Regions from separate parts of the Homo sapiens genome. Here region 1 is linked to region 2. Evidence: chromatin loops called from intact Hi-C (ENCODE). Cell type or tissue: GM12878. All regions are shown on one strand. Each heading gives the region's core, and the rest is flanking DNA. Links, peaks and the distances in the headings are about the cores only.

What was found. Hi-C counts contacts between places; a loop is a spot of excess contacts. Peaks named below come from ENCODE experiments on the same cell type or tissue, not always from the same donor. Only the 100,000 strongest peaks of a DNase experiment are listed, where the experiment ranks them.
Region 1: it touches region 2 in a loop (4-fold over the local background); 5 of 110 quality-filtered maps call a loop at or near these places.

The regions. Positions count from the first base shown.
Region 1 is chr7:106,545,838-106,561,935 of GRCh38, forward strand. No RefSeq gene overlaps it. Among named protein-coding and RNA genes, the nearest start is that of CTB-30L5.1, 45 kb to the right of the region's middle. RefSeq lists an enhancer at 7,034-7,333. In GM12878, for the core only: no CTCF peak of the experiment used is centred there; a DNase peak (open chromatin) is centred at 7,124; H3K27ac peaks cover 1,811 bases.
Region 2 is chr7:106,604,268-106,620,365 of GRCh38, forward strand. No RefSeq gene overlaps it. Among named protein-coding and RNA genes, the nearest start is that of CTB-30L5.1, 13 kb to the left of the region's middle. In GM12878, for the core only: no CTCF peak of the experiment used is centred there; a DNase peak (open chromatin) is centred at 7,194.

The DNA.
Region 1 (16,098 bases), core at 3,304-11,303, 58 kb before region 2:
TATGTACAGCATCCGGTATATAGTAGATGCTCAGTGTCTAGTCATACCCCTAGAATGGGATGTTATCTTCTGTATTTTGGATTTACATGTATTTAGGAATCTACAAGAAAAGCCATAGTCATTTCACCAGAACCTAGACATTATATCAACTGGCTTGAAAATGGTAGTTGAAAAGAACTGAATCACTTATTGAAACACAGAGCTCTCTAACTAACTGGTACTACATACCTAGTGGGCTATCCTCATTGGTACTGAAGACAGTGCTTTTTAGAGAATCTTATAACACAGTAAGGACACCTTATTTTTAAAGAGAATTAGGCCAAGATTTCTTTGTGAATAGAATTCCTATCATAATGCCTCACTTGATGAGGATGGGAACAACAGATGTACATGTTAATATAAAATTAAAGTTTAACTTTAAATGTCTACCAGCCACCTTTTATCACCATCCTTCCAAAGATAGTATCTCCTCCAGCTATAGTTTGACTTTGCCTCACTTAGTATATTTCCTTTAAAACACTTATCACATTTTATTAGCTTCGTTATTTATTGGTTTGTTAATTGCCTGACTCTTCCATTTGATTATAAACTGTGCGAGGACAAGGACCTTGTCTGTATCAGGTACTGCTGTAGTTGCAGCAACTATTACACTGCTTGGCACACAGTAGGATCTCAATAAACATTTGCTGAATAAAAAGATTGAGTATTTGATGAATGATCATAGAAAAGGGCAATAGGCCAGACAGGTATAAAAGGCATTTAACAATTTATCAACCTAGCAACACCTCACGTTTTATCAAATAAACAGCTACTCTACTGAGGTCTACTAAACAATGCTTTGTAAATACAATACATAAACAGCTTCTATTTAGCATGCTGAAGAAAATCTTGCTTGAGAGGTGGGTGACATGGTCCTTCTGTAAAATTTTGAAAAGGCTTTTCATTTGTTGGAAATAGCAAAACCTACTCTAATTCATGTAGGAAAAAATAAATAGGTTAACAGATGTTAGATAGCTCATAGAGTCTCCAGTAGGCCTAGAGAATTATACTTGGAGGCTACTCAGCTAGAACATCTAGAACATACCAAAAGACAACTCCAGCAAAAACCCTGTTTCCCAAGGACAAATAAAGCAGCTTGTACCAATGACACTGTGCCCTGGATGCTATAGGCTCACCTGCTGCTCTCCCCTTAGTCAGGGTTGTCCAAAGAAACAGAATCAATAGGGTGTGTGTGTGTGTGCATGTGTGTGCGTGTGTGTGTATGTTTTCATCTACTCATTTCTCATAGGAATTGGCTCATATGATTATGGAGGCCAAGTAGTCCCACAATCCACAATCTGTCATCTCCTGCTGGAAAACCAGGAAACTGAAATTCAGTCCAAGTTCAAAGGCCCAAGAACCAGGAACACTGATCTCCAAGGGCAGGAGAAGATGAACATCCTAGCTCCAATACACAGTGGATTTGCATTTCCTTTCCCTTTTGGTTTTATCCAGGCCTTCAACAGATTGGATGATGTCCACCGACATTGGTGAGAGTAGATGTTTTTTTACTCAGTCTACTGATTGAAATGCAAACCTCTTCCAGAAATGCCCTCACAAACACACCCAGGATAAATGTCCTACCAGCTACCTGGGCATCCCTTAGCCCAGTCAAATTCCATAAAATTAACCAGCACAACTCCCATAGCAGAACACAGGGATAGCCACTATTTCCAAAGCATACTTTAGATAGTGATTTTTTCTTTACATCACTGTCCCTCAAAATGAAGCTTTATTTGGGTATACCTGATACGAGAACTGGGTCACATTTAGTATCAGGTAAAGGTGGCAAAGATTTCTTCCTTGGGAAGACTGGATTCATAACATGGGAAATTACTGAAAGTAAGAATGATGGTCAAATAAGCTGGTAGATGATGAAAACATGACACATCCATTATGGCCCATCATTTATTTCACTCTCCTCCACACTCAAACTTCCAGATTATAACTACACTATCAACACTAAAAACAAAATGGTCATGTCAATATAACCCAGCTCTCCATTGTTACAAACAAAAGCACACTTGTCCCCTCCTTAAAGATAGAGAAGATAATGTTTTATGCCTAAATCTGGCTTTAAGTCCAGAATCTACAGGTGATATACATCTCTCCTCTAATTCTGTTATATCTGTATTCTGAATCCAATAAACTAAACCATAAAGTTAACCAATACATCCTATTTTAAAAAAGAGGAAAAATGGAAAATTATTTAAAATATATACATATTTAAATGATACAGTAAGAAAAAAATATGGGTAGATACAATAATCCTCTTTTCTGCATCTGTTCACAAGGCTGTGGCTGATATTTATGACTTCTGTCCTCCACTACCCATTCCATATTCTTTGTCCTCAGTCAGCACCTCGGGTGGTTGGGGTTCTTCTCTTGGTAGTTTGACTCACGTCATCTTTTCTCAAGGATTGAACTCTGGCTAGTCCTGCCTATGAGAGATTGCAGTGGTCTTCCAAAAACTTTTACTACAAGATATGGGGTACTGGGGGTACTACAGGGGAGCCAACATAATATTAATAGCAGGAAAACTAACCACGTCAGACCTGCCCCATTGTGTATAAAGTACACTATTTTTCCTTAGTCATTAAGAGCTCACCCTGGTTAATTCTTTTTTATTTTTTGCCTGTTTATCCAATGACATTAGGAGGTCAAGATGTCTGGGTAGCTGTCTTACCTCCAATTCAGCAGAACCACTGTCACATGCCCTGGTGGAAGCATCCCTTCTTTGGGCACTTGTGCTCTATCTACCCCAGCAGGGGCCAGTGTCATGGGGATAAGAAGCAATATTTTATGAGTCTATCATGAGGAGTAATAGTGAAAGGTGCCACTTCCACTTCCATCCTCAGTTTCCTGGCACATGATTTGGCCAAGGGTACAACTGGTAGAGTATTTATTGTATAGGAGTGAAAGAGGCCTTTGTCAAATTTGTTTTCACAAAGTTTATCAACAGCTTATTGTTTATAAAGCCACTGAACCATGCTTTAAAATGATTAATTGTCAGAATTCAATATTTTTCCACATGAATTTGTGTTACCTTTGGGATTTTTCAATAAAAATGCAACTGTCTAAAATCCCTAGGCATTATTTCAGTGATATCATAATCATGGAATCAACAGAGGATGAACCCATGAAAATATAGAGAATCTTACACTTCTTTTAGAAATTGGGTATCCACATGAAGAAGTAGAAATGTGACATTATAACTACCATTTTGGAATGATGCTTTGTATTAGTCAGCTTAGCCTAGATTGATGACAGCCCCCAAATCTCAAAGGCTTACAACAGCAACCAAATATTTTTTGGTCACAGTAGATGTCAGCTGCATTAGCTATGATTCTGCTCTCCATTTTCAACCTAGGACCAAGTTGGAGTACCAGCCCTTTCACATCTTGGGATATAAATCTCAAGTGGTGAAGGGGAAAAAGAAAGAAAATGTTAGAACCTCATGAAGGCTCTTAATATCTTTCACTAAAATGCCATGTGTCACTCTCACCCACATTGGCCAAAGCCAGTCAGAGGGCCTGATGTGGAGTAGGGAGCATCTTGATGCCAGTGGGAGAGGAAGCTTATGCCTCTCAAATAATTGGGAACAGTAATGCAAGCTGTCCCATGCCCTGACATGAATATTTACTCCACTCAAGGCAAAGTAGTGCAATCTAAGCTGAAACTACTTTAAAAATGTTTAAAGCTTTTTATTTGGTTGGATAAAATAGATTTAAAAGAACAATCTTAAATCTTTTCTTGGGGCAGTACATTTTCTTAATATTTTTCTTCCATAAAAGGCAGTAATCAGGAAGCTTTTATTATCATAGTTGATTGGTTTTAGAACTTCAGTATAACAGTGCCGTCCAGAGCATGAAGAAGATGGCTTTTCAGTCTCTGTTGGTACATCGTCATGAGCCCTAGGATTTACACAAGAGAGTTTTTACTCACATTAATATTCTGAGAGGTTAAGTAAATTTCCTGAGGTCGTGGTCATATTAACTGGTGCATAATGGATTCAAACCAAAGATGATTCCAATATTTAATATACTAATCTTTCCATTTCATATTGATAAAGAAATCCTTGTTATTTGCTTGTTACTGTGTGAGATAAGAAGTTCCATGTTTTCTGTATGTCTTTAATGATCTTCAACCTCCTTTGGGACTCTACTTAAGATAAGCCTATGTCCTTAATTATGTCACCATGGATTCTGCCCTGGTGTATTCTGCCTTATGTTTGTGATTACATAGTTTGACTACAAGCTTGGAAAAGAAAGACCTAATATGATGCCTTGAATCAGCTGCCACTACATATACCAGAATATATTGTATTGCTTCCACTGAAAATTTTGATGTTATATTTCATTAATTCACCACTCTGGGTTGATCGAAAAGTACTCTAAGATTCTGTAACAGATCTATAGTTACTGAATGTGTGTGAAAGGAACAAATCAAATTGTTTTCCAGCTTGCAGGATGAATTATCTTCCTATAAAGGGTACCTATTATAAGGAAATTTTTCTTATAAATTTCAGCAGGCAGCTCCTAATTTACCTTATTCATTTTATACAAAACACATTGAGAAACTGTTTGCATGAAGTCATTGATTAGAAGTTACGTCTGGAATTGCTGTTTTAAAATACTCTAAAGGGATATCTTTTATAGGCTTTACTACTTAACACAGCCCACCAAAGAATGTTTCCCCATGAGCAATAACTAGGAATCTTAGTTTAACATATATATTGAATTTCTAGAATTATTTTGGCAGAGGAACACTTGCAATAGATACCTCATCAACAGGACTTTAAATAGCCTTGCCGACCCAGGGTTTTTAAAAAAGAATTTGGGGAGATCAGGAACTTAAAATTATTCTAAATGTCATCTGAAAAAAATACATACATGGAATGACCTGGAAAGGAGGAGGAAAAGGTAAAGGAGAAGGAAATAAAGAAGACTTGTTTGCCAACTAGAAAAACATTATTATAAAGTTACAGAAATTAAAAACCATCACTGAGCCAAAAGCAGGGAGACAAATCAATGTAACAGAATACAATGCCAAAACAGTCCTATAAATATGAGAATTTGGTATATAATAAGGGTATCATTTCAAATCTGTAGAGAAAACATGGTCCCTTTAATAAATGATATTGTGAAAACTGGCTAGTGTTTTAGGGTAAAACATTTGGATTTCTGTATCATTCCTTTGCCAAAATAAGTTCTGAATGGATCAATGACTTAAATATTTAAAAATAAAATTAAATATAAAAAGTACTTATTATGGATTAATATTTTTATCATGTAATTTCCTTGACTTTTCTGCATTTGTTGTTAAGGTGCATGTTTCATCGAAGCAAGGACCATCTTTACTTCAGTCACCATTGCATCTGTAATTCCTAGCATATCATCAGGCGCCCTCAGAAAATAGCTGTCAAAGAGCTAAATGAAAAAATTAATAGTTTACCAGACATAATTACTAGACACTATTGTTTCTTACAGTGGTCTGCATATCCATCTGTCCTGTTTAAGAAACTTATGGATAGAAGGGAACCTAACCATTCACATTCATCACTTGTAGGGAAAAGATCAATGAAAAAAACTAAATATCTCCTGAGGTCGATTATGGGGGTAAATAAGACTTGGGTAGGCTTCTCACCACTCAGCCAAAGAATACAAGCTTAACAAGAGTCAGTTATGTTGAATTACTGACATGCTGACATGCTGAGATTTTGCCTTTTCTATCCCCATCAGATTAACTGATAGCTTACAAGGCAAAACAGAAATCATTCTGGAGTCTCATGTCTACACCTGAGCATCAGTCTTTTTTTTTTTAACCCACAAACACTGGTCTTTGCAAGGTACTATAGTTCACTCCCCTGTCATAGAATACCTACATCTCTGTTATACATGACTTATAATGAGACTCTTCAATATGGCATTCTCTTGTTGATCAGCTGCCATGGCATTCATTCAGTATGGTAGAGAAGAGCACATTGATTGTTATTGCTATTGGCTAAATTTCCTGACACCTTGTCAGAATGACAAATGAAGGAAGCAGCAAGTCCTCACACAACCATGACTTCTTAGGCAGCATCACCTGGGGTTTCAACACCAGTAGTTATAGCAGGTAGACCATGAGCTTTGGGCCAAGACATGCCCAGTTCCAAACCCTAATTTAGACACATCCTAGAACCACAACAAGGTTTTTCCTTACTTGAAAGACTTTGTCAAAGGCTTGTTCCTGCTAGCTGACTCACTGCTGATACAGGACACGAGGAACCCCAGACATCCCACCATTCCTCATTTGGTGTCTGCCCACTTACACAGAACCCTGTCTGCCTCTTCTCTTGAGCCAGGCCCAGGTGGTAGGGAGCCACATTAAGAATGGTGGACAAAGAATGATAAACTCTCTCAAGCCCATTCCAGGACAATCCAAGTAATCTAAAGGAGGATTCATACAGGAAAACAAGTTAATACAATTAACCAGAATGAAGGGGTAAACTAGAGAGTTGGAAGGAAAGAGAGGAAAAAAACATAAGCAAAAGCTGAATGGTTGGGTGGTTCAAGGCCTAGATACTTTCATTAGGCCTGGAATTAAGTGGAAAAGCAATTCAGCTGCCTTCTGCATGAGAGAAAGAGAGAGGAGCCCGCATAAAGGCCATTTATGGTCCAGGACAGAGAGATGAAAGAAAGAGAATTTTTAGAGCCTGACAGAGAAGTTAGGAGGGAACAGTAGTAAAAAAGAGGGAAATTAGATAAGAAGACATTTTGAAGAAACACATAATTTGTTTATGTTTAAATATTTTATTCTTTGTGTGGTCTCAGTGGAAAATTGCCAAAGGGATGATGTGTTTTACTTGCTTCACAAAGGGCCTTGCACAGGGCCCCATGCACGCTTCCCATCCTTTATGGCTGACTCCTGCAATACATGTCCCCTAAACTCAGAGAACTCCCTTGAGGATCTCTTGTGTGGCCATTGCCCACATTGCTCTGGGATATCATGAGCATTGTTGCCTTGTACAGCTTTGCGGTTTACAAGAGAGTCGCTAAACATTTCACCAAAGTCATTCTGAAGATCCCCTTTCAACAGTTTCATGCAATGGCGATTTTCACTTCTGCAAAACTGCAATGAAGGCCACATCATCTTTTTTCAAGGTCTGTGAGTCACTTGAGATTATGGCTGTTATTAATAGACTGCAAAATCAACCATCTCCTTCTTCACCTCAGCCAGTCAGTTGAGCATTCAATATGTATTGAGAACCTATAATGCCTTTGCCTTCAAGAGGCACAGGTCAGTTCTGTCCTCAAGAAGCTGCCCCCAAGGTGTCCAGCTATGTTCCTATCTGGAGGGAGGAGAAGGCCATCCTTAATCTTTGGGGCTGATGAGTCCAGCGCTTCTTCAACATTTCCTGTCTCATAAACCCCTCCCCTCCCATTACTTTCTCTGAAAAAGTAATTTGATATTCTGGGAGAAAGGAGGAGTTTGGAGGGCAGGAGAGGTTTCCCACACCCCCAAATCATTCCAAGATGTCACTAAGGGCAGTCCTCTTTAATTCTTCATCTGCTGCTTTGGGGCATCTACCATTTGCTCAGTGGCACCATCTCACATGAAATCAAATATCCTCAAAATCCATCAACTGACGTCTTCTGTTGGAAAGGGATAACTTGGGTCTACTTCATTGGAACCTTCAAATTTAAGACTCTTGCCTAAGACTGTGGGTTGCTCTTCCATTACCACACCAATCAAATCAGCTGAATCTTAGAGAGCAGGGCTCTGAAGGAATAGAGGAGGGGTGAGAACACGCCAGGGGAGGACAGCAAGAGGTAAAAGATAAGTCTTTGACAGTCAGATCCCTGAGTACTAGGAGTGGACGTTTGGAGGCTCACTGAAAGGGAGAATGGAAAGATAAAAGACACCATAGAGCCAGGATGAACTCTGTCTACCACTGCACTTTGATGAGGTCCTGCTCAGTACATAGCTTAGAAAAATTCAAAGTCAAGTCAGGTCCCCTAAACCCTACCTAGCTAGGAATCACTGTATGTTCCCCTCCCTGAGTCATTTAAGTTGGCATAGGGGCAAACCAAATTTGGGGATGGTTAAAAGATAAAAAGGTGATTGATTTCCATGTCTATAGTTGTCATCTTACTCTAAGACCTCCCATAGTTTAGGGTATTATCAGTGTTATTAACTTTATTGAGCTCTCCTAGTAAACTAGACGTTTCAGGAATTGTACATACACAAAGTCACAACACATACACATCTGCATTTGAAATTCAGAAGCTGATGAAAGTAGGCCATACATGGGATGGGTCTCAAATCCCTTTACATGAAGAAAAGTCAGAGTAGCCGCCAAGGCACTCCTCACTCCTCACAGAGGAGTTGGGATTTTGGCAGAGGCCCAGGATGGGCACAGGTGTCAACTTCTCAGAAGTAGGTATACCAGAAAGAGAAGCTGGTAGGGGGAGGAACACATATGCTCTAAGACCAGCACTATCCAGTAGAAACATAATGGCAGCCACGTAGAGGAAATTTTAATTTTCTAGTAAACACATTAAAAAAGCAAGAGAAATATTAATTTAAAAGTATTTTCACCTATATATCAAAATATTTCAACATGTATCCCAAACCAAAATTATTAATGAGTTATCTTACATTATTTTCATACATTTTATTATTATTAAAGTTCTAAGGTACACGTGCACAATGTGTAGCCTTGTTACATATGTATACATGTGCCATGTTGGTTTGTTGCACCCATCAACTTGTCATTTACATTAAGTATTTCTCCTAATGTTATCCCTGCCCTAGCTCCCCACCCCACAACAGGCCCCAGTGTGTGATGTTCCCTGCCCTGTGTCCATGTGTTCTCGTTCAACTCCCACCTATGAGTAAGAACATGCAGTGTTTGGTTTATGTCCTTGTGATAGTTTGCTTAGAATGGTTTCCAGCTTCATCCATGTCCCTACAAAGGACATGAACTCATCCTTTTTTATGGCTGCATAGTATTCCATGGTGTATATGTGCCACATTTTCTTAATCCAATCTATCATTGGTAAACATTTGGGTTAGTTCCAAGTCTTTGCTATTGTGAACAGTGCTGCAATAAACATACATGTGCATGTGTCTTTATAGTAGCATGATTTATAATCCTTTGGATATATACCCAGTAATGCGATCACTGGGTCAAATGGTATTTCTAGTTCTAGATCCTTGAGGAATCACCACACTGTCTTCCACAATGGTTGAACTAATTTACACTCCCAACAGTGTAAAAGCATTCCTATTTCTCCACATCCTCTCCAGCATCTATTATTTCTTGACTTTTTAATGATCACCATTCTAACTGGCGTGAGATGGTATCTCACTGTGGTTTTGATTTGCATTTCTCTGATGACCAGTGATGATTAGCATTTTTTCATATGTCTGTTGGCTGCATGAATCTCTTCTTTTCAGAAGTGTCTGTTCATATCCTCTGCCCACTTTTTGATGGTTTTTTTCCCTGTAAATTTGTTTAAGTTCTTTGTAGATTCTTGATATTAGCCCTTTGTCAGATGGGTAGATTGCAAAAATTTTCTCCAATTCTGTAGGTTTCCTGTTCACTCTGATGATAGTTTCTTTTGCTGTGCAGAAGCTCTTTAATCAGATCGCATTTATCTATTTTGGCTTTTGATGCCATTGCTTTTGGTGTTTCAGTCATGAAGTCCTTGCCCATGCCTATGTCCTGAATGGTATTGCCTAGGTTTTCATCTAGGGTTTTTATGGTTTTAGGTCTTACGTTTAAGTCTTTAATCCATCTTCAGTTAATTTTTGTATAAGGTGTAAGGAAAGGATCCAGTTTCAGCTTTCTACATTTGGCTAGCCAGTTTTCCCAACACCATTTATTAAATAGGGAATCCTTTCCCCATTGCTTATTTTTGTCAGGTTTTTCAAATATCAGATGGTTGTAGATGTGTGGTGTTATTTCTGAGGCCTCTGTTCTGTTCCATTGGTCTATATATCTGTTTTGGTACCACTACCATGCTGTTTTGGTTACTGTAGGCTTGTAGTATAGTTTGAAGTCAGGTAGTGTGATGCCTCCAGCTTTGTTCTTTTGGCTTAGGATTATCTTGGCTGTGAGGACTCTTTTTTGGTTCCATATGAAATTTAAAGTAGTTTTTTCCAATACTGTGAAGAAAGTCAGTGGTAGCTTGATGGGGATGGCATTTCACGATATTGATTCTTCCTATCCATGAGCATGGAAGGTTATTCCATTTGTTTGTGTCCTCTTTTACTTTGTTGAGCAGTGGTTTGTAGCTCTCCTTGAAGAGGTCCTTCAAATCCCTTGTAAGTTGGATTTCTAGGTATTTTATTCCCTTTGAAGCAATTGTGAATGGGAGTTCACTCATGATTTGGCTCTCTGTTTGTCTGTTATTGGTGTATAGGGATGCTTGTGATTTTTGCATATTGATTTTGTATCCTGAGACTTTGCTGAAGTTGCTTATCAGCTTAAGGAGATTTTGGACTGAGGCAATGGGGTTTTCTAAATATACAATCATGTCATCTGCAAACAGGGACAATTTGACTTCCTCTTTTCCTACTTGAATACCCTTTCTTTCTTTCTCTTGCCTGATTGCCCTAGCCAGAACTTCCAACGTTATGTTGAATAGCAGTGGTGAGAGAGGGCATCCTCGTCTTGTGCTGGTTTTCAAAGGGAATGCTTCCAGTTTTTGCCCATTCAGATGATATTGGCTGTGGGTTTTCATAAATAGCTCTTCTTATTTTGAGGTACATTCAATCAATACCTAGTTTATTGAGAGTTTTTAGCATGAAGGGGTGTTAAATTTTGTTGAAGGCCTTTTCTGCATCTATTGAGATAATCATGTGGTTTTTGCCGATAGTTCTGTTTATGTGATGGATTACATTTATTGATTTGCATGTTGAACCAGCCTTTCATCCCAGGGATGAAGCTGACTTGATTGTGGTGGATAAGCTTTTTGATGTGCTACTGCATTCAGTTTGCCAGTATTTTATAGAGGATTTTCACATTGATGTTCATCAGGGATATTGGCCTAAAATTCTTTTTTGTTGTGTCTTTACCAGGCTTTGGTATCAGGATGATACTAGCCTAATAAAATGAGTTAGGCAGGATTCCCTCTTTTTCTATTGATTGAAATAGTTTTGGAAGGAATGGTACTAGCTCCTCTTTGTACCTCTGGTAGAATTGGGCTGTGAAACTGTCTGGTCCTGTTCCTTTTTTTGGTTGGTAGGCTATTAATTATTGCCTCAATTTCAGAACCTGTTATTGGTCTATTCAGAGATTCAAATTCTTCCTTGCTTAGTCTTGGGAGGGTGTATGTGTCAAGGAATTTATCCACTTCTTCTAGATTTTCTTGTTTATTTGCATAGAGGTGTTTATAGTATTCTCTCACGGTGGTATTTCTGTGGGATCAGTGGTGATAACCCCTTTATCATTTTTTATTGAATTTATTTTTCTCTCTTTTCTTTACTGGTCTTGCTAGTGGACTATCCATTTTGTTGATCTTTTCAGAAAACCAGCTTCTGGATTCATTGATTTTTTGAAGGGTTTTCTGTGTCTCTATCTCCTCCAGTTCTTCTCTGATCTTAGTTATTTCTTGCCTACTGCTAGCTTTTGAATTTGTTTGCTCTTGCTTCTCTAGTTCTTTTAATTGTGATGTTAGGGTGTCAATTTTAGATCTTTCCTGCTTTCTCTTGTGGGCATGTAGTGCTATAAATTTCCCTCTACACACTGCTTTAAATGTGTCCCAGAGATTCTGGTACATTGTGTCATTGTTCTCATTGGTTTCAAAGATCATCTTTATTTCTGCCTTCATTTTGTTATGTACCCAGTAGTCATTCAGGAGCAGGTTGTTCAGTTTCCATGTAGTTGTGCAGTTTTGAGTGAGTTTGTTAATCCTGAGTTCTAATTTGATTGCACTGTGGTCTGAGAGACAGTTTGCTGTGATTTCTTTTATATTTGCTGAGGAGTGTTTTACTACCAATTATGTGGTCAATTTTAGAATAAGTTCAATGTGGTGCTGAGAAGAATGTATATTCTGATGATTTGGGATGTAGAGTTCTGTACGTACCTATTAGGTCTGCTTTGTCCAGAGCAGAGTTCAAGTCCTGGATTTCCTTGTTAACCTTCTTTCTCATTGATCTACTAGTGACAGTGGAGTGTTAAAGGCTCCCATTATTATTGTGTGGGAGTCTAAGTCTCCTTGTAGGTCTCTAGGAACTTGCTTTATGAATCCGGGTGCTCCTGTATTGGGTACATATATATTTAGAATACTTAGCTCTTCTTGGTGAATTGATCCCTTTATCATTATGTAGTGGCCTTCTTGGTCTCTTTTGATCTTTGTTGGTTTAAAGTCTGTTTTATCAGAGACTAGGATTGCAACCCCTGCTTTTTTTTTTTAATTTTTTTTCACTTTCCATTTGCTTGGCAGATCTTCCTCCATCCCTTTATTTTGAGATTATGTACATCTTTGCACATGAGATTGGTCTCCTGAACACAGCACACTGATAGGTCTTGACTCTTTATCCAATTTGCGAGTCTTTGTCTTTCAACTGGGGCATTTAGCCCATTTACATTTAAGGTTAATATTGTTATGTTTGAATTTGATCCTATCATTATGATGTTAGCTGGTTATTTTGCCCATTAATTGATGCAGTTTCTTCATAGCAACGATGGTCTTTACCATTTGGCATGTTTTTGCAGTGGCTGGTACTGGTTATTCCTTTCTATGTTTAGTGCTTCCTTAAGGAGCTCTTGTAAGGCCGTCCTGGTGGTGACAAAAACTCTCAGCATTTGCTTGTCTGTAAAGGATTTTATTTCTCCTTCATTTATGAAGCTTAGTTTGGCTGGATATGAGATTCTGGGTTGAAAATTCCTTTCTTTAAGAATGCTAAATATTGGCCCCCAGTCTCTTCTGGCTTGTAGGGTTTCTGCCGAGAGATCCGCTGTTAGTGTGATGGATTTCCCTTTGTGGGTAACCTGACCTTTCTCTCTGGCTGTCCTTTTTTCCTTCATTCAAACTTGGTGAATCTGACAATTATGTGTCTTGGGGTTGCTCTTCTCAAGGAGTATCTTTGTGTTCTCTGTAATTTCCTGAATTTAATGTTGGCTTGCCTTGCTAGGTTAGGGAAGTTCTCCTGGATAATATCCTTAAGAGTGTTTTCCAGCTTGGTTCCATTCTCCCTGTCACTTTCCGGTACAGCAATCAAACGTAGATTTGGTCTTTTCACATAGTCCCATATTTCTTGGAGGCTTTGTTCGTTTATTTTCATGCTTTTTTTCTTTAATCTTGTCTTCTTGCTTTATTTCATTAATTTGATCTTCAATCACTGATCTTCCACTTGATTGAATTGGCTGTTGAAGCTTGTGCATGCGTCACAAAGTTCTCATGCTGTGGTTTTCAGCTCCATCAGGTCATTTAAGGTCTTCTCTACACTGTTTATTCTAGTTAGCCATTCGTCTAACCTTTTTTCAAGGTTTTTCATCTTCTTTGCGATGGGTTAGAACACACTCCTTTAGCTCAGAGAAGTTTGTTATTACCGACCTTCTGAAGCCTACTTCTGTCAACTCATCAGACTCATTCTCTGTCCAGTTTTGTTCCCTTGCTGGCAAGGAGCTGTGATCCTTTGGAGGAAAAGACCCTGTTTTTTGGAATTGTCAGTTTTTCTGCTCTAGTTTCTCCCCATCTTTGTGGTTTTATCTATCTTTGGTCTTTGATGTTGGTGACCTTCAGATGGGGTCTGTGAGTGCACATCTTTTTTGTTGATGTTGATGCGATTCATTTCTGTTTGTTAGTTTTCCTTCTAAGAGACCCCTCAGCTGCAGGTCTGTTGGAGTTTGCTGGAAGACCCTGTTTGCCTTGATATCACCAGTGGAGACTGCAGAACAGCAAATATTGCTGCCTGATCCTTCCTCTGGAAGCTTCATCCCAGAGGGGTACCCTCCTGTTTGAGGTGTCTGTCGGCTCCTACTGGGAGGTGTTTCCCAGTCAGGTTATACGGTAGTCAGGGACCCACTTGAGGCAGTCTATCTGTTCTTGGAGCTTGAACACCATGCTAAGAGAACCACTGCTCTCTTCAGAACTGTCAGACAGGGACGTTTAAGTCTGCAGAAGTTGTTTTCTGTCTTTTGTTCTACTATGCCCTGCCCCCAGAGATGGCATCTATAGAGGCAGTAGGCCTTGCTGAGCTGTGGTGGGCTCTACCCAGTTTGCACTTCCTGGCCTCTTTGTTTACACTGTGAGCTACTCAAGCCTCAGCAATGGTGGACGCCCCTCACTGCATCAAGCAGCAGCATCGCAGGTCGATCTCAGACTGCTGTGCTAGCAGTGAGCAAGGCTCTGTGGGCGTGGGACCCACCAAGTCAGGCACAGGAGGGTATCTCCTGGTCTGCAGGTTGCTAAGACTGTGGGAAAAGCACAGTATTTGGTCAGCAGTGTACTGTTTCTCCAGGTACAGTCTGTCACAGCTTCCCTTGGCTAGAAAAGGGAAATCCCTCCCCCAACCCCTTGTGCTTCCTGGGTGAGGTGATGCCCCATCCTGCTTCAGCTCGCCCTCCATGGGCTGCACCTACTGTTCAACCAGTCCCAACAAGATGAACCAGGTACCTCAGCTGGAAATGCAGAAATCACTCATCTTCCGCATCGATCTCCCTGGGAGCTGCAGACTGGAGCTGTTCCTATTCAGCCATCTTGGAAGCCATACTACGTTTTGGAAATTCGTGTTATTTTATACTGACAGTGCATCTCACTTTGGACTAGTCACCTTTCAAATGCTCAGTAGCCATGCCCTTTTTCACTTTAGCTGGCTGGCTGAGGTGAAGAAGGGCATGGTTGATTTTGTGGTCTATCAACAACTGCCATAATCTCAAGTGACTCACACAACTGGAAAAAAAAATGGCATTATGTGATATGTGACCCTCATTGCAATTATAGGCAGTGGCTACCATACTGGACAGCATAGAACCTATACCATTACCATTATAGGCTATTCCGAAGGTGGATAAAGGCAGCCATGAGGCCCAGGCTCATGTTCCAGAATCTGTGTCCAGCACAGGTGGCTTTGCCAGGCACACCAGGTAAGTTCTAGGCCAGTGCTTCTCACCCATTTTGAAGTGACACATTGATGTGCCACAATCAGTTCTGAGGTATGCTATAATGTGTTACTAATGGTTTAAGGTACCAACAATTGCAAATATTTAAAGAGGATATTCAACATTATTTATCTCATTCATTTGTATATTGACTTTCCTTTTAAGTGGGAGAGAAAGGGGTGCATTTATGGCCACTGTATGGGAAATTGTGTTTAACCCTTGCACATGACCATGGGGGTATCATCTGTGTGAACACTCATTCATATTTTGTTGCAGAAAAAAGTAGATAAGTACAAAGCTTTCCTAGGAAGTCTCCACACTTGTTTAATACCTTTACACAAGCAGGTTCTTGATGAATATGGGGCAAGCTGGAAAGACCCACTGAGTCATCTAAGCCCTGTTCTGCTGGCTTGCCCCATTTTACTATATTCTGCAATGAAATCACAATGTGCATTGAGCCTGATCCCCAACCTTTCTTCCTGCCAAAAGTGATGGAATTCTCCCTGTTCTTATGGGTACAAAAATTCTAGAAAGAAAGATAGTGGTGGATAGTGGTGCTTCAGATACTTTTTGGATAACATATTTTTTAACATTCAGACTTCTCCATGTCCTTTAATTCTATCTACTCAAAGTGTGGTCCTCAGACCAGAAGCACGAGCGTCATGTGAAAACTCTGTAGAAATGCAAAATTTCAGGTCCCAACCCAGACCTGCTGAATAAAAATATTCACTTTACTAGGATCGCTAGGAAATTCCTGAGCACATTCAAATTGAAAAGCAGTGTCTTAGCCACATTTCCTGGGTGCTCATCTCAGTTTCCTGTGATTTAGGCAGGCCTTTCCCTGGTGCCCATCTGAGTAATGGGCCTGTTTGAGCTATGTCTCTTCTAGAAATTGATATAGTTACCAGAGTATATAACAGGAACAGCACACAAACTTGGGAACCGCAATGGTTAACTTGGTA
Region 2 (16,098 bases), core at 2,750-10,749:
GGCTACCATGAAAGCTGCCTGACATCTGCTAAAACAACCCCATCAACAACATATGGTAATTGAGTACCCTTAAAATACTGTAGTAGGTGTGTGGATAGAGGATATCACATATAAAATATGGTCCCTGTCCTTAAGAAACTTAAAACTTAAGAGAGAACTAAGACAAGTAGACATGAACAAGTAAAAGTCAGAACCTGTGTTAAAGCAATATTACTTTCTTTCAACATCAAGGATCCCACATTCTGTTGCTTTGGAATTGTTAGTATTGCCAATGCATTAAAAAGTTCCTTTCAGTATTGGAATCTTGTAGAAGGTTGGTCTCTTCTGAGTACTCAAACCTGTGCATTAGTTTCCCAAACCTGTGCATTACGACATCAGCCAGTCATATGGTAACTGTCAGATCAGCAGTTTCCTCATCCTCCACTTCCTGCAGAATCTGCTGGCACTTTTGTCTGTCTATGATACCACCTGGCTTAACAAAGTAGGTCAGAGAGGGCTCTTGGCTCAGACAATGACAGGCCCTGGAACATGCTTTAACTGAAAGAGACTGTGATAACATCTTCTGTAGAGACTTAAGACTAGAAATATCAACAAGAAGGTTACAGCTATAATCTTTCTTTTTATCTTTAACCCATTTTCCTCTTTCTGTGTTATATAGCCTGTGCTCTAATAAAATATACAAATCCAACACATTTCTGTTATTTTACCATAGAGTGTTACAAAAATACCATCTTACATTGTATAGTACATTTTCATTAACTGTACAAAATTCTTCCAAGTCTATGAATTCTTTTTATCCTCAAAGAAAACTCCAAAGAAGTATTACTGACCCAATTTACACAGGCCTGACTTCAGGTTCAGGGCCCATTTCACTCCACCATTAGAGCTGAGTAAGCATTTATACTACTCACCTGCAGGGATGGGAGCTCCCTTCCTTGTAGAGCAGCCGAGCCTACTTCTAAATGTCACCCTCGCTGTTTCTCTGGATCCTACTTCTCCCGCCTGCCAACTCTTTCTGCTGATTCTCTGCATAGAATTCAATTCAATGAAATTCAATAGGCAATTAATGGATGTCAGCCACAGGCCAAACACCATGCTAAGAATTGAGGTTATTAAATTAACACTCCCCAAGGAGTGGCTAGACTAACTGGGGAGACAGAAAAGCAAATTATTATAATGCGGCAACTACCACAATAGAGGGATGCACACGGTACCTCCTTAGTTCCAAGAAGGGAATAATTAAGTCTGCCTGATAGACTTAAGTAAGTGGCAGTTGGGTCAGAAGTTGAATTATCAAGGTTAAGAGGGCATTCTAGGCACATGGATCAGCCTGTGCAAAGGTAAAGGAGTGGGGAACTGTAAGAAGTTCAATTTAACTCCCCTTTCATCGGTATCAACACCCAAATGCAATTGGAAAAAAATTTCCCTTACTTCTAGGCCACTGACCTTAAGTGAGGTCACTAAGCCACTCACTCACTCACCCACAGCCCTAGACTACTATATTACAACTTCTTTCTCTGCAAGCTTCCAAATATTCCCAACCCCTTCGTTAGCCTGCATCTGATACCTTTGCTTACTATTTCACTGAGAAATTTGTATCAGTGAGAAGAGAACTTGCAAAATCACCCACCAGCACATCTACCATCCCACCTCATCTATTCCCATGTATTCTGCTCTCACTGAGGTTAATACGGATGACCGGTGAATCCCTCTCTGTGCTAACTCTTCATTGAACACTAGACTTGAGGCATTCTCGCCTTCTCAAGGCCATTGCTGCAAGCAATCTCCCCACTCTCCCATATCATTATTTCCCTAAGCATATAAAAATGCTATTATTTCTCAAATCTTAAAAAACTCCCTTCTTGAACTCATTATCATCCCCACCCCCTGCCACTGTCTCATTTTCCTTCACTTTCTAGCAAAACTCCTTGAAAGAATTGTCTCGCCCACCGTATATAGTGCCTGTCTCCAATTCTCTGTCGAACTCACTCCAATTAAGCTTTTCCTCAACACTGCTGACACTGCTTCTGTCACATGCTGATGATCTCTACATTGTGAAACCCAATCGCCATTCCTTTGACCTCATCCTACTTGACCTGCCATCAGCCTTTGACCCATTTGATCCCTTTCTCCTTGAAACTTGTTTGTCACTTGACTTCAGGAATTGATTCCCTCCTGATAGTTCTCTTTCTCCTCCTCCTTGAGTTTCTCCACCTACTCCAGTTTCCTTGGCTGGTTTCTCTGCATCTTTCCTAGGACTCAGTTCTTATACTTCTCTTCCTCATCTACTGCTCTCACTCTATAGGTGATTTCGTTCAAGCTCACAGCTTAAGTACCACATAAAACACTGATGATTCCCATGTAAACCTCCCCTCTGAACTCCAGACTCCTATATCCAACTGTATACCCAAATGGGGCTTAGATGTGTATGATAGGCATCTCAAAATCACCAAGTTAAAACACCAACTCCTAATATTTTCCCTAAAACTCACCTTCCTATGATGTCTAACAGTAAATGGAAACTAGCCCCATCCTGTGGCTCAGCCCAAAAAACTTAGTGTTATCCTTTTTTTTTTTTTTTTTTTTTTTTTGAGACGGGGTATCACTCTGTCACCCAGGCTGGAGGGCAGTGGTGTGATCTTGGTTCACTGCAACCTCCACCTCCCAGGCTCAAGCAATCCTCCCACCTCAGCCTTCCAAGTAGTTTCTGGGACTACAGGCGCATGCCACCACGCCCAGCTAAATTTTTTTTTTTTTGTATTTGTGGTAGAGACAGTGTTTCACCATGTTGCCCAGGCTGGTCTCAAACTCCTGAGCTCAAGTGATCTGCCCACCTTAGCCTCCTAAAGTGCTGGGATTACAGGTGTGAGCCACTGTGCCCAGACATCATCCTTGATTCCTCTTTTTTTTTCCCCTCTCGGATTCCACATTCAGTCCACCAGCAAATCCTGTTATCTCTACCTTCAAAACATAGGCAGAATCATAACCCTTCTCATCATCTCCACCACTTCCAACGTTATTCAAGCCAAGGACATTTCTAGATTATTAAAATGCCCTCTTTATCTGTCTCTTTGATTAAGCTCGTACCTCTCACCCCATTCTACTCTCCAGACAGTAACTAGAGTAATTCTTTTTGAATATAAATTAGATCAGGCCACTCAACTGACTTACCATCTCACCTGGATGAAAAGCTCAAATCTTTCAATGACCTTTGCATCTTACATGATCTGTCCTCCACCACCTCTCTAACTAAATGAATGAATGAGGAAATGAGTGAATGAATGGTAGGGGAGAGGAGACTGGGATGAAAGAAATGCCAAACATTTTTAGTCAAACTAATGAGTTCATGCTTTATCTGAATAGAATGGATAATGAGCAAAAGTAAAGAGGTTTAGTAAGATAACTATCTCCAATAAATTCTATTTCTAGGATCCAGCCCACATGTCACCTTCTATACCAATCTTAACTTCATTTATCTGCCAATCTTCCATCTGCACTCAGAAATCCAGCCACAGAAATCCAGCCTCTTTGCTGTTCCTTTAATATGCCACATACCCAAACTTCCATTTCTTTGTCCTCTTTGTTCCTTTTGCCTGGAATGTCCTTTCAATCTGAAACATGTCTACTCCTGCATCTAGACTAGCCTTAAGTTCCATCTTTTTGTGAATCCCTCCCTAACTGCCCCAGAAAGAGTAATATCTTTTCTCCTTTGGGCTTCCAGAGTATCTCTTACCCACCTCTAGTACAGATTTTATCACATCACTATAGTTACTTGTTTACATACTGGCAGGTCTCAAGAGGACAAGATCCATGATCAGTTCTTGGATGGGGCTCCTGCACTTTACTCACCTAGAATCTTCAACCCAGTAGGTGCTCAATACCTGTGTTTTAAATGAAAAGGAACTGGGAAAATGAAATGAAAATTAATAGAGGAAAATATATAAGAGAAACTAGGAAAGCGAGGTGTTGTCAAAATGAAAAGAGAAAGGATTTTCAGGAAGTAAGAGGTGCTCAATGCTCTAGAGATTTTAAATAAGCTGACAGAAGTCATTGTATAAAACAAGTAGGAAAGAATTAGAGATGTAATAGCCAAGGTTCAGCAGCATATAACAGAAATCACTTTATATTTAAGCAGAAAGTGATTTAATATGAGGAATTAGATGCTGATAACATCTTTTGAAGGGCTGAATAAATGGGCTCTAGGCTGTGCCCCCTGGAATCCCAGAACAATCCCACTCAGAATTGTCCCCGCTGGAATCCCAGAACAACCCCACTCAGAATTGTCCTGCCAGTGTAACCTGGATCTCTTCCACAATGGGAGGTCTAAAAATGGTGGCCACTGGAGCTGTTGGCTTCAGAGCCACAATAACTGCTAGCTCTGCATGAGCCCAGACAGGTGCCCTGCACCTGCCTCTGGATACCAACGACTGGCCCCTAGAATCTCTGCTAATGCTGCTGCAGAAAAACATACCTCTGTGACCATGTGCTTTAGTTTTCTATTGCTGTGTAATAAATTACCACAAACTTTAATGGCTTAAAACAATACCCATGTATTATCTCACTTCTACAGGTCAAAAGTCCAGGTGGGCTTGGCTGGGTTCTCTGCCCTAAGCAGAGAGTCAAGGTGCAGCAGGCTGGGTTCTTATCTGTAGGCTCTGGGGAAGAATCTACTTCCAAGCTCATTCAAGTTTGGCAGAATTCAGTTCCTTGCTATTGTAGGACTAAGGTCTTTCTAGAGGTCACTCCCTTGCATGGGCTTTTTCATAGATCCTCTCATAGCATCACAGCTGGTAGCAAGATCCCTCATGTGGGATTCCCCAGCCCCCAAACACTAATCTCTCTGACTTCCTTTACTGCCTTCAGCCAGAGAAAATTCCTTGCTTTTAAATGGGTTCATGTGATGAGATTAGACTTGCCCAGGTCATCTCTCTATTTTAAATCAACTATGCGAGATAACAGTATGATCACAGCAATAGCATCTCTTCATAATCATACGTTCTGGGATTAGGGTATGGAACCTTGGCTGCTATTTTTAGAATTCTGCCTCCCACATTATGCTTGCCAGAAACAGCAATATAACCAATAGATACACCTTTCATTAGTCAGAGTTCTCCACAGAAACAGAATCAATGGGATACATTTCTATAGAGAAAGAGATTTATTATACGGAGCGGCTCCCATGATTATGGAGGCTGACAAGTCCCAAGATCCGCAAGGTACGTTGACAAGCTGGAGGCCCAGGAGAGCTGATGATGTAGTTTCAGTGTGAAGCCCAGCAGTCTCAAGAACCAGGAAGAGCCAATGTTTCAGTTTGAGCCCAAAGACAGAAAAAAATTGAGGTCCTAGTTTGAAAGAAGTCATGCAGTAGGAATTTCCTGTTACTCATGAAAGGATCAGCCATTTTGTTCTATACAGGCTTTCAACTGACTGCATGAGCCCACCCACATTAGGGAGGGCAATCTGCTTTATTGTCTACTGATAAAAATGTTAATCTCATCCGAAAACACCCTCACAGGAGCACTCAGAATGATGGAGTTCTTTTGGTTGTTGTTTGCTTGTTTGTTTGCTTGTTGAGTTGGGATCTCACTCTGTCACTCTGGCTGGAGTGCAGTGGTGAGATCTTGACTTACTGCAACCTCTGCCTCCCTGGCCCAGGTAATCCTCCCACCTCAGTTTCCTGGGTAGCTGAGACCACAGGTGCATGCCACCACACCCAGCTAATTTTTTGGATTTTTGGTGGAGACAGGGTTTTACCATGTTGCCCAGGCGGGTCTTGAACTCCTAAGCTCAAGAAATCCACCCACCTTGTCCTCCCAAAGTGCTGGGATTACTGGGGTGAGCCCCTGCTCCCAGCCTCAGAATAATGATCGACGAAATATCTGGGCACATAAAATTAACCATCACACCTTCCAAATCTCATGCAAGTACCCTACGTTAGATTGGCCGAACCTAAGTCCTATCCAGAACTCCAGGTACAAGGGAGTCAGGCAATGCAGAAAGGCACATGGCAACAGTTTCTCTCAAATATTTTGACCCCATGCCACTATAGGAAATGCATATTTTATCACACCCAGTATAAGCACACATATATGAGTACATGAAATAAAATTTTTATAAGACATTACTTACCTTTACTAAGTGCAATGTGTTCTGATATTTTCTTTGTGGTTCTATTTCATTTTTTAAAAATTTCAACCTATTGAAATATAATCGATAAAGAGGCATTCTATTAATATATATTTAAGGTACACAAACTGATGTTTTTATATAGGTACGCTTTGGGAAATTGTTTCTATTTTATTTTAAATCACTCTGATCTTGACCCGCTAAATGGTTTCATGACCTTCCAATAAACGAGGTATCATTAGGAAGGCAGACTGATTTTGAGGGTCAATCTACTGTACCCATTACAAATGACCTTAGGGAAGCCATTTTTCTTCAGTTACATGTCTCACAATGCCTGGAAGATATAACAAATTTCTTAAGTTGAATTGACTGCAGACAGTGGGCTTTCAATTCAAACTGAACACAGACTGAGAAAAGTCTGAATCTTTTTACAGGATAGGTCCCTGAGTATTCAATAAAATAAAAGATGGATATCAAGGAATGCCCTTTTGCCCACTCCCCACCTCAGGAAGGCTAGATTTGAAAGTCCACTGGAATACATGGGACCCATTTTTCAGGGGGAATAAATGGCTACCAAGGCAGTGTTCATGCACAAAGTAAACATGAACAAAGTGAACATGATTAAATATCATAAATTGTTGCTGAAGCATGTAAAAATTGTCAGCTTCTGAGCCACTTATAATAACTACTAAATGACTGGCTTTGATTACCATGTCAATGCTTAAGGCACAATTTAGAGAATGTTGTTACTAAGACAACCCTCCCTTTCAACAAGTGCCCAGGTTTCATATTTCTGTTCCACACCCCCAAGATGGTGAGCTGTGTCTCTCCAGGAGGAAAGGCTCTAGTGAAGAATTCATCAATTTTCTACTCAATCTCTCTTACAAAACTACTCTCTGGGAAAATGACTTATTGTTTAAGTGTTTACTTTTTGTTATTTGAGCAAGCAGTAGGCATATTCGTGAATCCATTTTCATTTAACTGCGCTCATGCTCCAAGCAGCTTACATGGATCAGCCCAGAGAGGTTAACCTCAATCAATTCTCTATCTCTGTTGCCACGTCACTGCAGAGTTTCACATGGTCAGATTTCATTGTCTGACTGTGAAAAAATTAAGAACTTGGCTTTCCTAAACAAGAATCAATTCTCTATCTCTGTTGCCACGTCACTGCAGAGTTTCACATGGTCAGATTTCATTGTTTGACTGTGAAAAAATTAAGAATTTGGCTTTCCTAAACAAGAAACGTATTATAGAGTCTTCCTCATTCGGTTACATAAGAGTGTGAATGAAGAACAAATAGGGGCATTGTCTGATACAGAAAGTAAAGTTTTAGGGCTAGGTAGCTTGTGGTTGTTTTAACAAAATCTACAAATTGTTTAAAAATGAGAGTCTTGAAATCAGTGAAATTATGATGGCTTGGGGAACTTTTACCAATAGCATTATCAAATATCTGGATATACACTCTATATAGGAGCAATAAATCTCAATCATTTGTTTAAGAAAGATTTGATGAGCACCTCCTATGTGGTGTTTATTGTTCTACTGTAAATGCAGAAGTGATCAAAATAGACCAAGTTTTGCTCATTATATAGCTGGAAGAGGCAGAGGATAACTGGGAAACAAATAATGAAAGGACAAGGTAAAGGGCACGTGGGACACAGCCAGCTCAGAGTTGCCTAAAGCAAACACACACTATGCCTCTATCCCACAGTTCCAAGAACGATGACACATTTCTCTAATTGCTATGTATCATAACTGCCAGAGTGTTTCCCTTTCTCCCAATTGCATGTATTTTTTAGGAAAAGGTATAATTTATGGGATTAATACTGGGGATTCGGAAAATCAGTGGATGCCTGAGGATCAGTTTTGAAAATTGAGCAATGCCATAGTAGTTCTGGAGGTTGACAGGCAGAATATCTGATCACATACTTTAAAAAACACACAAACAGCTTCATTGAGGTATAACTGACATACAATAAACTGCTTGCTATGGTTTGAATGTGTCCCCCAAAGCTCATGTATGGGAAACTTAATCTCCACTGCAACAGTGTTGGGAGCTGGGGCCTAATAAGAGGTGATTGGTCATGAGTGATCTGCCCTCATGAATGGATTAATGTTGTTAACCCAGGAGCAGGTTTGTTACCTGGGGAGTAAGCTTTTTATAAAAGTGAGTTTGGCCCCCTCTTGCTCTCCTGTATGCTCTTTGCCCTTCTGCCTTTCTCAGTGGGATGATGCAGCACAAAAACGCTCACTGGATGCCTTTGGACTTCTTTGGCATCTTTGAATGCTTTTGGACTTCCCAGCCTCCAGAACCATGAGCCAAATAACTTTCTGTTTATTATCAGTTACCCAGTCTGTGGCATTCTGTTATAGCAGCATAAAATGGACTAAGACACTGTACATATTTAAAGTACACAATTTGATAAGTTCTGATATATGCATATACCCATGTCAACATCACCATATCAACGTAACGGACATATCTTTCACCTCTAAAAATGTCCTTTGTTATCCCTCCATCCTATACCTCCCAATGCCCAGCCCTAGGCAATCACTGGTCTGTTTCCTGTCACTATAGGTTATCTCACATTTTCTAGAATATCATTCTCTCTTTTGGGGAATCTGGCTTCTTTCACTCAGAATAATTATTTTGAATTTTAGCCACCTTGTTTTATGTATCAATAATTCATCACTGTTTTGCTTATTAACATATGAATGCACATTGGGATTGTTCCCACATTTTGCCTAGTATAAATTAAGCTTCTGTAGACATTCCTGTAAAATTCTTCTTATGGACAAATGCTTTGATCTTTTTTTTTTTTTGGAGATGGAGTCCTTGCTCTGTCACCAGGCTAGAGTACAGTGGTATGATTTTGGCTCACTGCAACCTCTGCCTCCAGGGTTCAAGCAATTCTCCTGCCTCACCTTCCCAAGTAGCTGAGACTACAGGTGCACACTGCCATGCCTGGCTAATTTTTGTGTTGTAGTAGAGACAGCTTTTACCATGTTGCCCAGGCTGGTCTCAAACTCCTGAAGTCAGACAATCCGCCTGCCTCGGCCTCCCAAAGTGCTAGGATTATAGGCATGAGCCACCGCGCCCGGCCTGCTTTGATCTTTTTAGTGACAATACCTGGGAGTAGATTGGGTCACATACGGGGTGCATGCTTAAATTTTTTTAAAAAAATACCTAACTGTTTTCCATAATAGTTGCATTTTCACAATCCCATTAACAGTGCATGAGAGTTCCAGTTACCACATCATTTAGTAGGTCAGTCTTTTAAACATTCTAAAAGATGTGTATTGTTATGTCATTGTAGTTTTTATTTGCATTTCCCCTAAGGCCTTATAATGTTCAGCAGCTTTTTATGCACTTATTTGCCGTTCATATATCTTCTTTGGTAATGTGTTTGTTCAAATCTTTTGCCATTTTTAATTGGATTATCTTCACAAAATTGAGTTTTGAGAGTTATGTTCTGGATACAAGCCCCTTGTCATATAGGTCATTTGCAAATATTTTCTCCCAGCCTGTGTGTTATCATTTAATACTTTAAAAAGTCTTCCAAAAAGTAAAAGTTCTTAGTTTGAGAATGTCCAATTTTTTTGTAATGAATCATGCTTTTGGTGTTGTAACTAGGAAATCTGCCTAATCCAGGGTCACAAAAAAATTTTTAAATATATTTGAAAGATGTTTCTCCATTGCATTCTTGATTGTATCAGTTCTGTTGAGAAATCTGCTTTTATTTGTGTATTTTTCTCCAGGTTCTTTTAAGATTCCCTTTTTATTTTTAAATTTAAGCAACATGATTATGAAGTGACTTAGCATAGTTTTCCTCATGTTTTCCTGTGTTTGCAGTTCACTGGGCTTATTAAATCTATACATTTAAAATTTTCATCAACTTTAAAAATTCTTGTCCATTATTTATTTATTTTTTCTGCCTGTCTCACCCCTTGGGGATCCAATTACACTTGAAGCATTCTTTTCTCTATGTGTTTTGTTTTAGATGGTTTCCATTGCTATGTCTTCAAGTTCTCTAATCTTTTATTCTGAAATGTCTAATCTCTCATTGATCCTACCTAGTAATCTTAGACTAGATTTTTAATTTTAGTCATTATAGTTTTCATCTCTAGAAGTTTATTTTGGATTTCTTAACTTGCATGTCTTTACTTAACATGCTCAATCTGCACTCTAACTTCTTGAACATGTGGAATATGGTTAAAATAACCATTTTAATGTTCTCTACTAATTCTATTATCTGCATAATTCCTGGGTCAGTTTTGACTGTCTGATTTTCCCCCTTATTATGTGTTGTATTTTCCTGTTTGTTTGCATGCCTGGTAATTTCTGATTGGATGCCAAACATTGTGAGTTTTACTTTAGACGGTGCTGGATATTTTTGTATTCTCATAAATATTCTTGAACTTTGTTTAGGGATTCAGTTAAATTCCTTGGAAATAGTTTTAACCTCTCAGGCTTGTTTTTAAGCCTTTTTAGGCAAGACCAGAGCAGTAGTTAGTGAAGGGATAATTTTTCTTCACTGCTGTGGCAAAACTCTCCTTAGCATTCTACCAAATGGCATGTGAATTATGAGGTCTTCCACACCAGCTATTGAGAACAGGGATTATTCCTGGCCCCGTGTGATCCTGGGTATTGTTTCCTCTAATCCTTTTGGGTGTTTCTTCCCTTGGTCTCAGCTAGTTTCCTAATACACATTAGATATTAAATATAGCAGCCTCCATGGACTACTGACTCCATCCCCACAATTTAGGGAAACTCCTCAACTCGGCCTCATTTCCTCCTCTCTGTACCGTGGCCTGAAAACTTTGTTCAGTCAGTAAGTTAGGGCAATTTTATGGATCTCTTCATTTATTTCCCATCTCGCAAAGATCATTGTCCTTCATTGACTGACATCTTGTCTTGAGAACAATTGTTTCATGTACTTTGTCTACTTTCTTAGTTATTTCCAGCAGGAATATAAATCCAGTCCCTACTGCTGTATTTTGAGAGGAAATGTTAACTCTAAATTACATTTTAATGTTGAGTCTTACTTCTCTGGTTTTGTTTTCTGATTTTTTTTCTTCTTAGATGGTAGATTTTATGTGGACATATGGGAAATGACAATTGCTAGACATGAGGAGAAATTACAGGGAATGAGCAGACATATGGGAAATATGGTTTAAAAAGAACAAAGAGAAAGAATTGGGAATGAAATGAGAACAAATGGCCAGATCTGGGGAAAGGAGTTGATGGAGAGTGTCAAAGTCATCTGAAATCCCACCTCTCACCTCTGCTAGGCCAAACGTGTGACTGCAGAAGGATTCAAGCTCATCACTTCAACTTGGTAACTTTAATCTGTCAGTGAGCTGGTCCTCCCAGCAACCTATCAAAGACAAGGTGCATAAATTTGTCATCTCTATTTTTCAGAAGGAGAAACACCAAAATTGTTAGACAACAATCTCAAAATTGCCCAGAGAATAGGGCCTGGTTGAGAACTAGAAATCTTAAGTATATCTTGTTACTACTTTTCCCAAATGGTTATCTAAGCATCACTCATTGTGAGAGGAAGTCACTTCACTTCTCTAAGTTCTCAGTTTCCTTATCTGGAAACTGGAATAAGAACTCCCACATGAGAGGTCAACATGAGGGTTTACTGAGATGGTGCGTGAAAACCTGTGCGCCGTGCCTGACACTGAATATTACATGTACAGTTCTGTGTATTTTCTCTTCTAGAGGGAGATACTGGAAGAATGTCTTAAATACAGAGATGAATCAGCCACCATGGGCTGTCAAATAAGAGCTGGACAGAGGACCAGCCTACAGGCCCACTCCCTACTCTCACCAGGCTATCCCAGCCCTGGGCTATCTCCTAATTAAAGAATCAAAGTCAGAAGACCTGGACTCACCCTCTAGGTATCTGACCTGGGGACAATTATTTAGCCCCTCAAGGAAGTAAAGGCATGAAGGAGACACTTGTGACAGGAGAGAAAAGTAATTCAGGCAGACAGAGCCAAAAATTCCTGAGGGCAGAAAAGGACCTGGTGTATTGATAGCAAGGAAGTCAGTGTGGCTGGAATGGAGAAGAAGGAGAGAGAGGAAGAGGAGGGAGGAGGAGGAGGGGGAAAAGAAGAGGGGGAAGAGGAAGAGGTATGGGTAGGTATGGAGAGGGTGGGAGGAAAAAAAGAAGGTGAAGAGGAGCCAGAGAAGGGTGCAAACACTGACAACAAGGTATAAGCCATTGCAAAGCTTGGCTATGCAAGATCCTCCCCTGCACATTCCCTGCCTGTCTTCAGCCTGTTTTCTCCACCAAACAATGCTCATTCCATTCTTAGCATCTAATGGAAGCAAGAAGATGGAAATAACCTAAAACTCCAACAATAGAGTTTAAAGAAATTAACATCTAAGATTCATACCTCTGAAGAACATTTATGACTCAGGAAAATGCTTACACTATATCACTAAATGAAAAAAGTGGGAGTGAGTCAAAGCTGTGTAGCTAATTTTGTTTAAATGCATGCATATACACATCCTTTCTTTTTCCCAGAGAATTATACCACAGTGTAATAAAAGTGCTTACCTCTAAGTGGCTGAATTATAAGCATTTTTAATTTTTTAATTATTTTTCAACTTTTTTTTTTTACAACAAACCTATTACTGTTATAATCAGAAAATAATAACACTCATAAATGAATTAAATAATTTAGTCCAGGATATCATCATCTTCAATAACATATTTCAATTCACAAATTTATTAGGTACTCTCAGGGTATTAAGAGGGTTTAAAATAGCCCAGTGTTAATGCTGCCCAGGTCTATATTGCAATATGAATTCATAAGATATTATAGTTATTTGAAAATTATATAAATGGCTTTATATCATAGGCTATTTACTTTGGAGAAGAATTAAATGAGCAGATTTATCTTAGACCCCATTTGCTGGAATTAACTTGAAAAGTATTGTCTTAAGTAGGTCTGTCTCCAAGATCACATTATATTAAAAGACCAAGAACTAGTAGAAAATCAAGACCCACAATGATAAATGTCACTGTAAAATCTTATTACTATTTTTTAACCAAATATCTTCCTCCAAAATATTATAGTGTTTGATATTATAGGTGAACCTCTTTAATCATTTCAGTGTATAGATTTTAGAACATACTGAAATGATAAAATGAAAACATATTTTATTTTGTATAACCTTTGGCCTCTAACTTCCACAACGCTTAAAAAATAGACTATTACCAGCACCATGGAATCTTTCCCTTGTGATCACTCTCAATTACTGCCTCCATCTCCCTCCCCCAACTTAACCAATACCCTGACTTCTAACACTATAGATTAGATTTGCCTGTGTTTGAAGTTAATAAAACTGGAATGAAACAGTATGTGTTCCTTTATGTCTTGCTTCTTTCACTCAACATTACTGGGGTTGTATCCATGCTGTTTGATACAATAGTAACTTAGCAATTTTCATTTCTGTATCCTATTCTTTTGTATGAGTATTCCACAATTTAGTTATCCATACCACTGTGTGTAGGTATTTGTGTTGTTTCTAGGCTGCAGCTGTTATAATAAAGGCTGCCAGAAGGATTCCTGTTTCACTGGATTTAGATAGAAGCATACTCATTACAGCTGCCTTATTTAGGTTAGCTGCCTTGGTCTTGAACCCTGGCTGCACGTTACGATCACCCTGCTGCCTGGGAACTAGTTCTGCAAGTAATTCTGATCTGGGCTGGAGTTAAGAACCAATGTGCTAGATATTGAGACCCCACCCCCAGACAAAAAAGGAGAGTAATCCAGTTTAGGGGATTCTCAATGAATTGCTTTCTGGAAAGAGGACAATTAAATGCAATGTAAAAATTGATTTTGTTTGCATTGACTTTATCCTTCATATTTTTACTTCAATTTCCTAAACCAAAAGATTATAGGTACTGGTTTTATGATACTTGTAAGTGGCCTCCAGAGTATTTTGAAAATTCCCCAAATTCTCGAAGGAAGGTTACTTTATATGTGGCTTAAAGATGCATGTGTCATAATTTAGCATACCTTGGGTGGAGGATTAGGCTATCAAAAATTCAAACAGACATGACTTTGGTGTCCCAGCTCCACAAACAGTGAGACTTCAAAAAGGCAAGAGTTAATTTTCCTTGGTCCAGATCATAGCCTGGAATTAAATGAGCTCTACTTAATAACTACTGTTGCAACTGAAAATTTGGTTGGTGCTATTTAATTCCCTGAATTCTTGAAACTGTTTTTTGGACTCATGCCCAGGAGCTGTCTTGATAAATGTGTCTCAGAGAATGAAAAACAAAAATGGACAGCATGGCTCTAGAAAGTACAGTAACAAATAGTATGGAAATATCACAAGATCTAAAATTTGCTTTCTCTTCAAGTTCAATCTCCAATCATTGATAGATAGGCAAGAACAGAGGCCATAAACCCAATTATTTTGTCTTATGTGTAGAATACGTTAGAAATTTAATATTATTTATATGTAGCCAGGTAGTAGAATGCCTTCAACTTCTAGTGTGATGAGGCCTGTTTTAGGTCCTGTCTGACCCAGAATAACTCCTCCAGTAGCCTCCTCTCCCACCTGACTTGACATGACTTTAACCACTGACCAAGAAACATTATTTGAGCTTTGACTATGTGATAGATTTCCTGAAAGCTTCTGTAGGGCCAATAAAGACTCCACCTTGGGGTCTTCAAGGAAATTGGAATCTTTTGGGGGTAATCTTACACTCATGCAAAGAAAACTAAGATTGCAAAGCAACCATGATGTGTCAGAAGCCCAGTGAGCTGGTGGTCAGTAAAACCTTCTCATAAGCAGTAGACATGAGCTGAATCTTAAAGGATGGTCAGACTTCTAATAGGTAGGCAGGAAGGGGAAGGGCATTTCAGACAAGAGCAAATGTGAAGAAAAAAAGACGGGAAAATGTTCAGTAAACAGTGAGGAAACCAATTTCATTGGAGTGGGAGATTCTTCTAAAGCATGGCAATTAAAAGTTTGTGCACTTGTGGTCAGGAGTTCGAGACCAGACTGGGCCACGTAGCAAGACCCCATCTCTACAAGAAAAAAAAAAAGATTTGTGATTGCAACTAAAGACAGAGCAAAAGATGGTGTACATAACCCACTAGTTTCATATTCCAGTGTGAAAAGATCTTGATGACAGCGAGGAATTAGAGACAATCTTCTGACCAATTGAGATGGTAACAACTAAGCAATTGGATAGAAACAAAACAAAATTCTAACCAAAATTCTCTAAATATATTAAATAATACCAAAAATAGCAGCAATTGAAATCTACAACCAACTTAAGACCACCCTTATGATGTCCTGCCCCTCCCAGCTGCTCAAGCACAAAGCCTGAAAGTCATTCTTCATCCCTCCCCCATCAATCCCTCCTACGATCTGTCCATCACCAAATACTTTCAGCTCTGCCTCTGTTTCTTTCCACCACCATCACCCTAAGCCAAGTCACCTGATCTCTCACCACACTCCAACTGATCTTGCTGCTTTCTTTCTTAACCTCTGTGCCCCCTCATCCTTCCCACTTCAGCCCCAATACCTGATTTACACAGCAGCTAGAATGCCATCTAACAATCCTGAATCTAATGAGATTATTCTAAAACATTCCTAAGGTCCCCACTGTACCCTTTATAATAACATATAGGATCTGTAACCTGACAAGGCCCTCTAGTTCCTAAGGAGGTACCCATTCTAATGCCATCTTGCCTCATGCTTCCCTTATTTCAGTGATTGTGTCCACACTCTTCTCCTGGTTCCTTAAACTAGATCCATTCTTACCAACCTTCTTACAGTGCACTTTGTACCCACTCTGCCTGGCTAGCTCCTAGCATACCAATGGCCAAAGTTGAAGTGCCTCTTCCCCACAGGCACTTGCTTTGACAATCCCCCAATCTAAAATTTTGTCCTGCATGTAATTCTCTCCATGGATCCTTGTCTTTTATTTCATG